2 separate regions of the Homo sapiens genome follow, and region 2 is linked to region 1. Evidence: chromatin loops called from intact Hi-C (ENCODE). Cell type or tissue: A673. All regions are shown on one strand. Links, peaks and the distances in the headings refer to the core of each region. The heading gives the core; the rest is flanking DNA.

Evidence for each region. Peaks named below come from ENCODE experiments on the same cell type or tissue, not always from the same donor. Only the 100,000 strongest peaks of a DNase experiment are listed, where the experiment ranks them.
Region 2: a loop joins it to region 1, with 2.7 times the contacts of the local background. A loop is called at or near these places in 6 of 110 quality-filtered maps.

Annotation. Positions count from the first base shown.
Region 1 is chr2:192,746,510-192,754,211 of GRCh38, forward strand. It overlaps PCGEM1 (PCGEM1 prostate-specific transcript), which reads left to right and starts at 3,336. Exons shown (of 4, transcript NR_152587.1): 1 at 3,336-3,519; 2 at 4,280-4,363; 3 at 7,215-7,336. In A673, for the core only: a CTCF peak has its summit at 3,269 (motif pointing right); a DNase peak (open chromatin) is centred at 3,292; H3K27ac peaks cover 1,233 bases.
Region 2 is chr2:192,186,620-192,194,321 of GRCh38, forward strand. TMEFF2 (transmembrane protein with EGF like and two follistatin like domains 2) reads right to left here. Exons shown (of 10, transcript NM_016192.4): 2 at 5,261-5,370. Among named protein-coding and RNA genes, the nearest start is that of TMEFF2, 4.5 kb to the right of the region's middle. In A673, for the core only: a CTCF peak has its summit at 4,008 (motif pointing right); a DNase peak (open chromatin) is centred at 4,032; H3K4me3 peaks cover 642 bases.

The sequences.
Region 1 (7,702 bases), core at 1,218-6,217:
GAGAACTACCGACCTCTGCATTTTTTCATGGATTAGGGCTTGTATGGGCAATTCTTGCTCAAACCACACATAGATGATTATGGAATACTACTGTAATTCATAACATTAATCTACATTTCAAAATGAGTTGTAAGATAATTTATATAAAACAATTGCAGAAACAATCACCTGTGTGAAGTACTTCAAGAACAGAATAAAACAATGTAATTACTGTGAACCAGAACATAACTACTAGTATCTAAACATTACTGCAAATATTAAAATAGAAGGCTATTTATGGTTGAAATCTGCATTCTTCATTAAACCTTATACTGTTTTACTATTTTATGGAGATTTAAAGCTAGTTATATAAATTACTTCTGGATAAAGAATGGAATCATATGTTGCAAGCCCTATTATATAAGACAATAATCAAACAATACATAGACATTTATTTATAAATGTCTACTGTTAAAGATAGTGTTATTACTTACAAAGTATTTTTTAACCTTAGATTTAGATAGCATCTCAGTATTAAGTGGAATGAAATGAAAATTAATTATAATCATTCTGGGGATAAAATTACGTTTTTTATAATATCCGCAGTTTATACCCACAATAACATTAATTATCTGGAAAAATCTCATTAAAGACCCATGTTATTCAACGAAAGTGCCTTACCAGTCGTTCTGCTAACAACAGTTATTTAGCAGGTTACAAGTGTAAATAAAACACCTGAGTAAATTTTAGATCATAATGTGAAGGAATAATCCAAACAATGATGTCTAGTATTTTGTTGTATCAGTTGGCTGTCCTGCAATGATTCAACTGAGAACATTCTGTGCTTATTATCCAGTAAAGAAATGACACAGAAGAAATTTGAGGGCAAAGGGAAACTACATTATGCATAAAAGCAAAGCTTCACCCATGATAGAAAGAATTCCTAGGGCTTGGAAGAAGGATGAAAAATAAAGTAATGAAGCTGATAGGGTGTGAAAAGAGAGAGCTAACCCCAGTGGGACCTTGCCTTACATGAGTTAACATTCAGAGAGACTGCCCAACTAAAATTTTAGCAAGCACCACCCATCTCTTAGTCTGTGAATTGCATGAGTTTCAAGCTAGAGAACACACACCATTTAGTCTTCTTTTTATAAGCATCACACAGTGCCTTTACCAAAGTATTAGCGGAGTTAATTGGCTTTTCTTTTAGCATCTCTTCTTTCATGAACATTGAGCATAACTTCCATTGACCATTCAAAAGGGATGATACTTAGGCACGTCTTGAGACTTTGCTGTATTCATAATAAAATTATCCTGTGAGGACACCCCTCATTTCTGCTAAACTGCCACTAACACTTTTAAAGTTTCAGGTTGTTGGCAAGTATCTGAGATAAAGAGAGAGCCTATGTGCTTAGTCCACCAGTGATGGCAGAAAGGAATGGCTCATGAACCTGTCTACATGTGGAGCTAAATGGAACCAACTCAACATCATTCCCCCTCCCACTTGCCACACTAAAAATAAATAAATAAATAAAAGACTTATATTTCTGAGTCATGTTTAAAATTAATTAAAAGGATGTTTGTATGAGTCCATTATGGCATTAAACCAATTCCACAAAGTAGTCTAGGGAAAACCTCATGCTATCAGATCCCTCTTGCGTTCTGCAATTTCTGAAAAAAAGATGTTCATTGCAAAGTGATATGAGCACTGGAAAGGTACTAATTCCAATTTGATTCTAATTGGATGAGTGACATGGGTAAGCGATTCTAAGCATTTGTGTTTTTTTTAGTAGTATGGAATTTAATTAGTTCTCAGTATGTTAGTGAAGATTGAATGAAAACATGCATATGTTTCCATGTATTATAAATATTTTAAAATGCAAAAAATTATTCTAATGAATATATAAATATAAAGCATAACAATAATAATACAATACCACCCATAAAGTCATCATCTAATTTAAAAACTAAAACATTAACACTTGAATCTCCCCCATTGCAACATCTTTCCCGACTTGTGTGTTTTTTTCTTTTGCTTTTAAAATTTTTGTTTTATCATATGTCTGCATAAGATTATATAGCTTTCCTTGTTTTAAGCTTTTTAAATAATATATTGTAGTTATATTATTTGTGCTTTGCTTTTTTTACTTAACATTATGGTTCTAAAATTCAGTAATGTGTTGGGCATGTATAATTTGTTTATTTTTAATCTCTTTGACATTCGACTATATAAATTTCAGTTTGTTTATTGACTCCTTTGTCTATAGATACTCTGCTATTTCTGTTTTTGCTGTTACAAAAATAATGCTGTTTTAAATTTCATTTTGTATACTTTTTTGAGGCATGTGTATGAGTTATTCTAAGGTAAAAAAATAAGAAAAAATTGCTGGGTTATAAGATTGTCACATGCTCGAATTTACAAGATAATGCCAAATCATTTTTCAAAGTAATTATACCTATTTATACTACCGGTATGAGTATATTGGTGCCCACATAGTTGCTTGTTCTGCCAAAGTTTGGTATGATCGAACAATAATTTTTGCCCATCAAATGGCATAAAATAAAATCTCAGTGTGCTTTTAATTTGCATTTTCTATGTTTAAGAATTGTTTCTTTTTTAACCATTTATAATTTACTTTTGCTGAAATGCTTGCTTATTATTTTTGCTCCCCATTTTTTCCTATTGGATTGCTTTTCTCATTAATTTATAAGAATTTTATATGGTTTAGATACTAATTATTATATTACTGAAAATACCTTTATCAGTTTGTTGTGTACTTTCTACTTTATGTCTTGTGATGGATAAAAGTTTTAAATTGTATTGTGTTGAAGTTAACATTTTTAAATTTTATAATCAGCATCTTTAATAATCTCTTTATAAAATTTTCCTTTACATAGATGTCATAAAGATACATCTCTATAATTTCTTATTTTTTTGGCATATGTTCATTAAGTCATTTTATCATTTTTTAGTAATAAATTGCAGTTATTTATGAAACAAATAATTTTTAAAATTATATATGCTTTCTTTAAAAATTGATCTTAGCATGCTTCACTATGAAGCTTGAGGCTTCACTGCACGTTGTACTGAAATTATGTATAAAACAGTGGTTCTGAAAATCTCTGAGTTCATGACACCTTTAGTGTCTCAGGTTTTTTTGCTTTTGTTCTTGTTTTTTCTCACAAAGCACCTAAGTTAAATAAAAACAAAGCACAAAGCTATCAGCTTCATGTATTAAGTAGTAAGCTCCCATGTTAACAGTTGTAACTTGCCTGGTGCCCAATAGATGTCACTCTGTTTTCCTAGAAACTTTAAAATATCCCTCAGTGCTCCTGTTAATTCATGGTAGTGCCCCAAGGCACTCTGGCACCCAGTTTTGGAACTGCAGTTTTAAAAGTCATAAATTGAATGAAAATGATAGCAAAGGTGGAGGTTTTTAAAGAGCTATTTATAGGTCCCTGGACAGCATCTTTTTTCAATTAGGCAGCAACCTTTTTGCCCTATGCCGTAACCTGTGTCTGCAACTTCCTCTAATTGGGGTGAGTAAGAGATTTTGTTATGTATATAATAGCTAAGAATATAGTAATAATGGCTTAAATCATGGTTATTTTTAAACTACTAACATTTAGAAGACAAAATAAAAATGCTTTGAAAAGTATAGAGGTTTTAGTGTAATTAGCAGGGAATAATGAAATGATTTGATAGGGCTACTCAGTTTTGTATAACTTTGGTGCTTTAAGTCTGAATGCAGAGCATGGATGTTGTGATCCAGCCTTTATATGTTTTCCCTGAAGAAGATTTAATTTATTTGGCCTTTTGAGAAACACATTTGGCATTGTAATATGTTTTGCTTCCAGGTTCTATCTCCAAGGATAATTTGACAAAATCACACATAAATTTATTTTCAGGGCACACAGTTTCCCTTTTAGGGAACTCACAGAGGTAGAGAGTAATACAATAATCACATTTGAATATTCAGTAAGTGAGGTCCTCATAGATCTTATGTGTATGTCACCATGTATATAATTTTGTTAATCACTAGATGTATGAGACAAGAAATTTGAGGAACCTTAACTAGAGATTAAAATAGGGATTTAAATCAAAGAAACATTTAAATGCCTCCTTTATTATTTAAATACCTGCATGGTGAATCATTGAAAAAAAAATAAAAAGCATACAACTTGGGAATATTCTAAACCAAGAAGAATTTGTTATTCTGGTTGATTTTTTTTTTTCAGGCTCCCACAGGCAACTTACCTTTATCTCTTTGTGATTTTTATTTCTTGTTAAAATATACAGAAATAGTTAAGCAGATTCATAGAGCTGAATGATAAAATTGTACTACGAGATGCACTGGGACTCAACGTGACCTTATCAAGTGAGGTGAGCCATTCATTAATTCAGATAATGGAACTTATTATCATAATCTTTTGCTTATGCTATTGTTGAGCTTAACTACTTATTCATATTTGCATATGCATATTGAGATAATATCATTTCATTAATTTCAGTACTGAACACTAATCTCCTAAGAGTAATTGTGAAAGTTTCAGATTGCACTATTTTTAACTATATATCTGTATGTTATCTTCATATATGCTTGAATAACTTATAAGCAATTGAAACTTTCAATTACAGTATACTATTGAAGCAAATCAACTAATATATACACATATCCATTAGCAATAGTAGATAATTTTTGTAAATGTCCAGCACAGTTCTTCATATGTAGAGGATGTTCAAATTGGCTAAGTTCCTTTTCTCTCTTAATTATTAGTATTTTTCCTACTGCTCTTTGTATAATTATTCCTTCCTCTTTAGCTCCAATCCTTACAATCTATTCTTAACATAGCAACTGGAAGAAAGTTTTTAAACATAAACCAGATGATGTCACTCCACCCCACAAAACTTCCACTATTCTCTGTCACACATAGAAAGAAAGAAAAAAAATATTGAAAACCTACAAAGACTTGCTATGATCTGGTCCAGGCTCTCCCTAAAATTTCATGTAATTTCCAGCCACTAGGCCTTTCTGGCTCTCCTTCAATCTCATTAGCCTTTTCACTACTACAAGTTAGACTGGGTTTTGGCCGAGGTATTTCTTTTTTTCATATTTTGCCTTTGCCTAGATTGCTCTTCCAATAGATATTCACAATTGCATCATCATTTCTATATACGTGCTAAAAGGTTTCCTTGTCCAAAATAGCTTCAGTGACCACCTGATCTAGAATAGTCTCGATCAAAAGTTTCTTTTCCTTTTCCTCACCACTTGATATTTATATCAAACATTTATTTGTGTAATTTATGTGTTTGTTTGTTTTCTGTACTAGCATTATGATGACCATACTATTTGATGCCCCCCAAAAAATACTTTCGAGAATGACAGGGAAAGCTAAAATAATTAAATTATATAATTTTGACATAGGCACTATTGACAAAAAGCAATTGATGTTATGATAGTGTTAGATCTATGAAATAGTACTATTTAAAAGTAATTCTCTGAAATACAATTTTCTAAAACTAAAAGCAGCATATGTACATGAAACACCAAAAAACTTCCTTATATTTATCACTGGAAGATTTAAAATAGTATAAGTAGTAACTTATTTAATATATTTTTGATTATTTAATTAATTTTATAGTATCCAACTCTAATATAATGCCAGTGGTATTTGTTCAAAATATTTTAATGTTGTCTATTTATTTTTAATTTGCCTAAAAATTATCTTAAATGAAAATTTTTGGTTAATAAATTTGAAAATACTGAAACCCTCATCTCAGTCTCTGTGGATCCTAAAGTTTTTAGTTGAGAAAATAATTTTTCTCTAGAGAATGAAGTAGCTTGTAAGCTTGGAGAAATTTCTGCTAAATAAATGATATTATCAACTCTATTTTCTTCAATACGAAATATATAAATATTTCAGCTCATATATTTTTGCAGGTGCTATGCTTTTGCTTCCAATCATAATTTCTGACAAATATTTTGGAAGTCAAAACTTGTCTTCTATTTTGTTATTTAAAATTATATAGACTACTTTTGTAAACCTTTATACTATCAAATCATAGGCAATTTCAGTTTGATTTCATTCTGGTGCAGAATATAAGTTTATCCAAGTAAAACTGGAGTCACTTCAAAAGATTCCTCCCACTGACTGAGATATTCCAAAGCCAACTTTGCAAAATTTCAGAATTAAATATTATACTTCTTTGTACCTTCATTTTATTTGTTCAATTTTTCTTTGTGTTTGTAGAAAATTTTAATATTTTTCTGTTTTCAAGTTTTGATTTTAATTTACTACTTTATAATTTTTAAAGGTAAGTTTTGTGAGGCTATATTCATTATGTGTTTTGAATAAAGACATACAATTAATTTTGAGAACTGCAATAAAAATTATAAGACTATTAAAAATGCAGTAAGTGTACTACACTTAGGCTGCTAAAAATGCAGTATCAGTAGACTACATTTAGGCTGCTTAAAGTTAGTTCTTCTAAGTACCATATACTTTAAAATTTTAGCTAATGATGGAGAACAAAGACAGAAAGACTGTGTTACCATATTCTAGTTGGCCATTTTGTTTTGTTTTGAGAGACGTCACATCAGCCTTATCATAAAAATTATTTGGTTTTACCATTTTGACTGTGAGCAAAATATACAGCATAATATACAAAATAAAATATATGTACATCTTCACAACTTCTTGTTTAGGATGCAATTATATATATATATATATATATATTTATTATTATACTTTAAGTTCTAGGGTACATGTGCACCACGTGCAGGTTTGTTACATATGTATACATGTGCCATGTTGGTGTGCTGCACCCATTAACTCGTCATTTACATTAGGTGTATCTCCTAATGCTATCCCTCCCCTCTCTCCCCACCCCACAACAAGCCCCGGTGTGTGATGTTCCCCTTCCTGTGTCCATGTGTTCTCATTGTTCAATTCCCACCTATGAGTGAGAACACGCAGTGTTTGCTTTTTTGTCCTTGCAATAGTTTGCTGAGAATGATGGTTTCCAGCTTCATCCATGTCCCTACAAAGGACATGAACTCATCATTTTTTATGGCTGCATAGTATTCCATGGTGTATATGTGCCACATTTTCTTAATCCAGTCTGTCATTGTTGTTGGACATTTGGGTTGCAATTTTGAGTTTCATGTGTAGCATGTATAGCACAACCAATTAAGATTTCTTTCTTTCTCTCTTTTTTTTTTTTTTTTTTTGAGATGGAGTCTTGCCCTGTCTCCAAGGCTGGAGCCCAATGGTGTGATCTTGGCTCACTGCAACCTCCACCTCCCAGGTTCAAACGTTTCTCCTGCCTCAGCCTCCCAAGTAACTGGGATTACAGGTACCCACCACCATGCCCAGCTAATTTTTTGTATTTTTAGTAGAGATGGGGTTTCACCATGGTGGCCAGGCTTAGTCTCAAACTCCTGGCCTCATGTCTGCCTGCCTTGGCCTCCCAAAGTGCTGAAATTACAGGTGTGAGCCACTGTGCCCGGCCAACATTTCTTAACCTAGTAGTTTAGTTTTTATAGTTTTATTACCGCAGTGAACGCTACACCAAAAATTTCATTTGAATTATTAACATAAAAAGAAATAATTTTGTATTAAACTTTTAAACTGAATTTTCAATAGCATTCACAATCATATTAAATGTTTCACCTTTTACAGAATAAACTTCCATGAGCTTTATTTGTTAACATTTATTGAT
Region 2 (7,702 bases), core at 1,805-6,804, 560 kb before region 1:
TCATAATGTGTCTATGGCTAGCTGGACTAGTTAACATCTCATGCTTGAGGCCTGGTATTCTTGCCCCGGGCTACCTTTCAATCTCCATCTCCATCCCTGCTTATAATACTTTGTATGTAGATTATTTGGGTCCGTGTTTTCTTCTCTCCGATCCTTAAATTTTATTTATTTATCCTTCTCAGATTACTCAAATATAAAGTCAGTGAACTGGGAGTGGAGAGTGGAAAGTATTTATTATCTCTCCCAAGTGCTAGTACACAATGCTGATATGCATCTTAAAATATCGAATAAACTGATAAAGTGCTCATATGCCGCTTCTGAGGGATGCAGTAAGCCAAATTCGAACAGTTCTAAAAACAGAGCTGCCAAGTTCCATGCACAAGCCAAAAGGGAGATTTCTACAGAGCTGAAAAGAGCTTAACTGTAGATTACTGGCATGATGTTTTTGGCCCTTAGTATCAAGACTTGCACTTATTAATATGAAGAACACCAGAAGGAAGCACGCTGTAAATCATGAAAGCTCACGAGTGGGAGTCTAGTCCTAAGTTGTCCTATCTCTTTCACTGTCTTGGTGTAGGACCTTTTGTATATTAGTTAACAATGAAATATTTAACAGGTTTATAGCCTAGTTTTCCCATTTGAAATGCTTACCTGGAACTTTTGGGAAATTAACAAAGTCATGTTTTTAAAACAAGAAATATCTTGTAATACTCACTTATACAAAGACATGTAAATTATTTGCTTTGTATGATATGTATTTTAACTAGTAGAGTTATCATCTAACTCTAACATCAAGCCATGGTGTTTCTAGAATTAGAAAAACAAGAGGAAACAGGCTAACCCTAAGCATGAAATAGCCTAACTACTGCATTAAAATATGCCAAATTATTGGAAATAGTTTTTAGTAGTATTCATGATACTGCTCAGTTTCAGATGAAGGGACGGACTCAGATGTTAAGTGACCTGCTAAAGACCACACAGTTGCCTGGTAAGAGGAAAAACAAGACTCAAGTTCAGATGGTTAGGTCCATAAACGTATGTGTTGTACAAACTTCCTCTCAGGGGAGAAAGTGATTCTATTTTTCTATGTTTTAAAAATCTTATGTTTATTTTCCAAATAAGTGTTTTTCAGTAGAAGAATTCTGTTCCAAAATGGGCTACCCACCACACTAGTGGATTCAATTACTTGGCACACTAGAATGCATGAAATTCATTTTTGCTACAAATTAATAAACATTATGTGAGAAGTTTTTCATGGGATTTATTGCTTGTTTGATTAATACAGGTTTTTTGAGCTGAGATTTCAGCATCTAGAAGCTTATGTATGACTTATGTTTTATATATTGCCAGCACCTTCCACAGAGTCTGGCATGTAGAAGGTGCTCAACAGATGTTAAGTCAATTCTGTTATATTCCCAGTTGTCAAAGGCTTAAGAAGAATGGCTTGGGATATGGTATATTTTTCTTCCAAAAGGGAAAAAAGATTAAAAAAATCTGCATATGTTCCAATCCTTTGGCCATTCCATAAGTAATTTTTACTTTTCTGTGATTTATATTTCCTTAAATGTAAAAAAATTATGATTTTAAGAGCGGACAGGCCTGTGACTATGGTGGAAATGACTCTGTGTGCCTTCCCAGGCTAGGTCATTAACGGATATAGCTTCTACCTGGCTCTTTCTTTCTCTCTGGATGCTTGACTTTGAAACTCAGCCACTATGCTATGAGGAAGACAAAACTTGCCCGTGCAAAGAGATCAACATGGAGAAGAACCAAGGTCTTCAGCTGACAGTCAGACATATGAGTGAGAACCCTCAGATCGGTATAGCACCAAGCCTTTGAATTCCCTCCCCTCACCATCAGCTAATGCCAAAGAGAGCAGAGGTGAGCTGTTTCGATTAAGCCCTACCAAAATGGCAGATTCATCAACAAAATAAATATTCATTGTCTTAAGACACTAAGTACTGGGCAGTCTGTTACGCAGCTTTACTAATAAGAACATTTGTAGATCTAAAGCACGACTTATTAAATAAAAACATTTAGTATCTGAATTAGGTAATACCTGAAAAACATAAGGCTTCATCATATTTTTAAATTATAAAGTGGTTATTGATCACTGCATGACCAGGGTTATCTATAAATATCTGCATGCATCTCCCTTCCTTTTTTCCTCCCTCTCTGCCTCCCTCCCTTCCTTCCTCCCCGCTTTTCTATCTATCTATCTATCTATCTATCTATCTATCTATCTATCTATCTATCTATCTATCTGTCCATCTACTGTCTCCAAATTTTCATCCTCATAATTACTGGGCTTAATACCTGGGTGATGAAATGATATGTACGACAAACCCCCGTGACACATGTTTACATATGTAATAAACCTTCACATGTACCCCAAAACCTAAAATAAAAGTTTAAAAAAGGGGGGAGAAAACAATTATCTCACCGGGTTGTGAGAAATAAATGAGATAATATGTTTGAAGGACAGAAATCAGTTTATTTAAAATCGTCTAAGAGAGGTGAAGGCTAATAATGTTTACTTTAGTGTTCCAGTGATAAGGCAAATTGAAAACATTATAGGTATAAAAATATATGCCCATTTCTCTTTGAAATTTATCTCTCAGCTAGAAAGACTATAGATTGCAGGCTGGGTGTGGTGGCTCACACCTGTAATCCTAGCACTTTGGGAGACCGAGGCGGGTGGATCTCCTGAGGGCAGGAGTTTGAGACCAGCCTGGGTAACGTGGTGAAACCGTGTGTCTACTAAAATTCAAAAAAATTAGCTGAGAATGATGGAGTGCACCTGTATTCCCAGCTACTCGGGAGGCTGAGGCACAAGAATTGCTGGGACCCAGGAGGTGGAGGTTGCAGTGAGCCAAGAGGGCATCACCACTATCCAGCCTGGGTGGCAGAGCAAGACCCTTGTCTCCAAAAATTCCAAAAAAAAAAAAAGGAATGCACGCTTGTACCTGAAAAGGCAGCAGAGAAAGAAACAGAAGTTTAGGATAATATATAGGAAAATAGATTTTCAATACCTCTCCCTTTTTATCAGATACTAGGGCTAAAATAACAAACACCAAAAACTCAAATTCATGTATTGGGAAAAGATGGACTCAAGAGACTCTTAGCTTAAAATATCCTATTTATTATTCTTCATGCAACTTATACTTTTCTTTGATTTTCAACTTAATTCAGCCACTCTATATTCTTGGTATGTGCAAAGTCTACATTTTCCACTAGGGAGATGTTTATTTTTTCTTGCCAGATTGACAACTATTGCAAAGCACAAACTAATAGCAGTAGTAGTACACTAGTACATTTAAAATGCCACAAGGATTACAAAAAAACAATTTACATTTTAGTTTCTTACACAGACTTGCATTCGTTTCCACTCCCCCATCTATTCCACTTAACGATTATTTAAATTAATGACAAACATGACTGGCCAATGTATGAAAAACACAAATATTTTTGTTGATAAAAGTTTTACCAAAATCTTCTGTGGCACCTATAAAATGAAAACAATTCCTTTAATAAGAAAATTATTTATTTTCATTTCGTAGCATTCATCCCTTTAGAGTTCTGTCAACCCCTTTTTTTTTTCTCCTGGTGAAATCTTAGAACCATGGCTTTACATTTCAGGAATGTTTTTCCTGGTTCATTTGATACTTTTTATGAGTTCATTGCTTTTGTCTACCCATGGTTATGAAAATAAGACAAATTTATGGAAATCACAAAGGGAAAGAAGGAAAAAATTCACAAAATTCTCTGGGACTTTAATTAATGATTTATCCAACTGTGCTTTTTTCCTGTTTAGTTAACATTTGGGTAAGTATGAATTGGGGAGTTCTCATACTCTATCTCTCTCATGTAGTTCATTGGAAGTACATAATGGCACTGTTTAATGTGGCTGCAGACCTTAGAAGTTGACGTTACATGCATATTAAATATGCAAGAATATGTTTCTGACACTATGGTATGGTCTAAAAAACTGTACAGTCAGAGCACTACTTACCCACCAGGAGGTGGTGCACTTTACAAATATCAGTTGTCTTATTATGTTTCTTAGAAAGAATAAAATAATGTCTAAGAAGGTTTTAGCATTTCTAAAAGCCACTTAAACTTTATTTAAATGTGAATTCTCTTCTCTTTCTTAGTGGGAGGTTGAATTCCATCTAAAATATTTAAATTTCATCAATAATTCTAAATATTACTTATTAACCAGATATCTAGGTCTAAATTTGAGTTTATTGTTTTTATTTGTTCTATATCATTTTTATTCTTACAATCTTAGAAAAGTTTTCATTATCTCACATACAGTTTTGTTTATGTGCATATTTCCTGGTTGAGTCATATTGTCAGATTTTAAAAGTATTTTTAAAAGTAACTTAAAATACTCAAGGGCAAATATAGGCTATTAGTACAACATCCATGCTACTTGAAGTTCTGCATGATTATATGAACACTTTGAGAGGAAAAGTTTTATAACTTACATGGTGGAAAGCATTTGTTAGCTAATGACTATACTAATGACACTAAAAGTTCTATCTTTAATAGATACTAATAACCCAGTTTTGATCATGCCAGTAGTGCAACTTCTTTCTCTCTTTGTTAGTTAAAAGAAATTAACACAAGAAAAAGTACATTTCCTGATGTTCATAAAATGACTTGTGGATCTAAATGCTCTTCTGGATTCCTAGGGGATTCAGTTCTAATTGAGTGTGGTATCTATGAAAAAGCTGATATACACTAATTAATAAGTTCCATGATTTCCAAATTAGAACAAAGTGTTGAGGTTACACTAATAAGGAGTTACCTTAAAAACCTAGTCAGGTTGCAAGGATAATAAAGGCCAAGACCATTAAAACAGATAGCAATAAGATAAAAAGATGATAGCCCCAATCAAAAAGAACAAAAGAATAAGTCCACACTTCTTACCCCCTATTTTGACTATTATCCCCAGTCAATTCACTTTTAAAGTGATGCTAGAAGGGTCAGAGAAACATAATTTTCCTTTGACATCCCAAAAGCACAACCTGAAGCTTTCTACCTCCAGCAGCATTTATAACTTTGGCATATACATTTCTCCAAAAAGCGTATGTCTTCTTGACATCAGTTGGCTCTCTTGCTAGTACTTTTGCTTGGTGCCAGCTTCCCTCTTAGCTTGCATAGCTATAAATTTCCAAGTGATAGGCTGTAAAGGAAGATTCCTGCTTTGCAGTCTCATTAATGAATTAGAAGATGCAAATATAAGACTTCTTACCTTGAACTGACAGACGCAAGTCACAGTGTCTCCAATTCTTAAACATTCCCCATCAAATTTACAGGTGTTGGTGTCACAGAGGAAGAGATCATTTTCTCTGTCATCATAACCTCAAATTCAAAGAGAACACTCCAGTCATTAAAACATCTTACAGATTTTTAACAAAAAAAAGCACTACTTTGAAGCTTTAAAATACTTGTCCTAAATTTTAAATCCAACAACTATAGCTGTACTGCAAGGTCACTGTCTACTGATAACCTCAAAATCTAGTTAAGTGATCAATATTCGTTTCCATTTTCCACAATTCTTTTCTAGTCAATTCTCCTTTAGTATCCTTTTCTGATAGTGCTATTTTTTAAAGCTTGCGTTAATACTGACAGTGGTGAATGAAAGCTTAACATTTGCTTCCTGTTTTTTTTTTATTTTTATTTTTTGCTCATTAGGTGGACAATATTTATGACCACAAAACTCCACATTTTGGAAAAGAGCTAGTGATGATCTCTGAATACCCTTTTACCATTTCCCCATCTTTAATTGTTCTTTTGCTTCAACGACTGAAACAACCCCTTATTTGAAATGTATCCAGACAAAGAGGAAACAAAGCCTCAATAATAAAGATAAACAGGCACAGTGTTTTCTGTGATGGTCTGTTTGGCTCAAATGAAGATTGATCACCTCTAAGTTAACAGGGGTGGAAGCGGGGTGCCAAGTTCTTGACAACCTATCTGCAAAACCAGTTTATTCTCTTTAGTTTATGCAGTCCCCTTTAAAATATCTGGTAAATATGTAATTTCTTGATTGCAAATGTCAACTTCACATTTAAGTTAGTTATTTCCTAAAACAATGCAAGGGCTAGGAATGAAGCAAACCAGTCTGTGTTGGACTACAAAGCCATCAACATTTCCAAAAATTGTTTTTGCAGGCTCATAATTATTACCATAATAAAGCATCTAAAAAGTGATTAGGCAATAGCAAAGTGAAACTTATTCTTTCAAAAACAACACACATGTACGCATGAATCAAGAAGTTATAGAAACATGTTGAGTTTTATTAAAATGCCAAATTTAGAAACTGCCAAAAAAGAGAACAATCTATTGACCCAAATCTAATAGGGTTGCATATCTCAACTTGTCTTTGTAAAGGATAAATTAGAATGATGCATAATAATTTTCCTTTTGGCATTTACATCAGTAATAACTAGGAACTATACAGGCTTTCACCCTGAGTTACAGTTGGTCATTCCCTCCTCTCTAAAGTTACATACACTTCAGCTTATATACATCTTTGAAAGACACTTTATTCAGAGCCAGATTTAACTACAGCAAAATTATATTCACAGAAGATGAAAAATTACATACACACTTGCTAAAACTAGAACAGACCACACCTAGGGGACAATACCCAGGCATGTTAACGGAGTTTAAAATGCCAAGGAAATTACACCACAATTCTGCCCAGTATACTACAGGCTGTCAAACCGAAATGCTATGCCAGCTAGGAGTGCAGCAACTCCCATCCTCTGGCCCTATTTAATTAGGAAGCTTCAGCAGAGCGAAGCCTGCCAAGCGTTCGCCGTCAGAATCTGAAGGAACCCGAGCGAGCAAGAAGAGTGCCTGACCCACTCCACAGAAGCCTGTCCAGAAATGGAGGAGTCAGCGCCCACTGAAGTCGGTTCCGCCCTCGGCTCGCCTACATGGAGCCTGACCAGCCTCAGTCATGCCCACTCCGGCCTGGGAGACCCGCAAAGTGTTCTTTTTCTCAACTCCCCTGTACTACCTTGAAGCTTAGGGAAGCAAAGAGAGGGGCATATCTGGACTGCAAAACCAATGTCTTTTGCCGCCTAGGAGAGAAGGGAATGAGAGAGAGAGAGAGATAGATAGATAGAGAGAGAGAGAGAGAGAGAGAGAGAGAGAGAGAGAGAGAGAGAGAAATTCTATTGAAACCCAGCTCCTCTAGAATCTGTGTGACCTGGTCTTCAACGGGAGACCAGTGCGACCTCATGGCACCTTTGCCAGGAATCAGCGATTCCCCTGCAGTCACCATTTGATTTATTGCTTTCTCGCTCATTCTTTCTCATAAAGTTATTTCTTCCTCATCCTAGTAAGACTTTTTTCTTTAATGATGACAAAGCTTCTGTTTCAGTGTTTCCCCTAGGATTGGTGCTCTTTCAAAACAGTGAACCCAGAAAACCATCCCGTTTAATATTTCTCAAAATCCTCGCAGCTCCAATGTAAGCGCAAGCATGCAAAGGTTTCCTGCTACACCTGCACTTTCTGCCCATCCCAGAACCACCCCTCACCCCCGGGCCTGCAACAGTTCCCCTTGTTTCTCTGGATAGAGGTGGGTGGTATTAGGGGTCTAGGGCAGTAGGAGGTGAGGGGCTGAGGAGGCGCGCTAGGGTAGGCTGGTCTGTGCTGGATACGCGTGTTCTTCTGCGGAGTT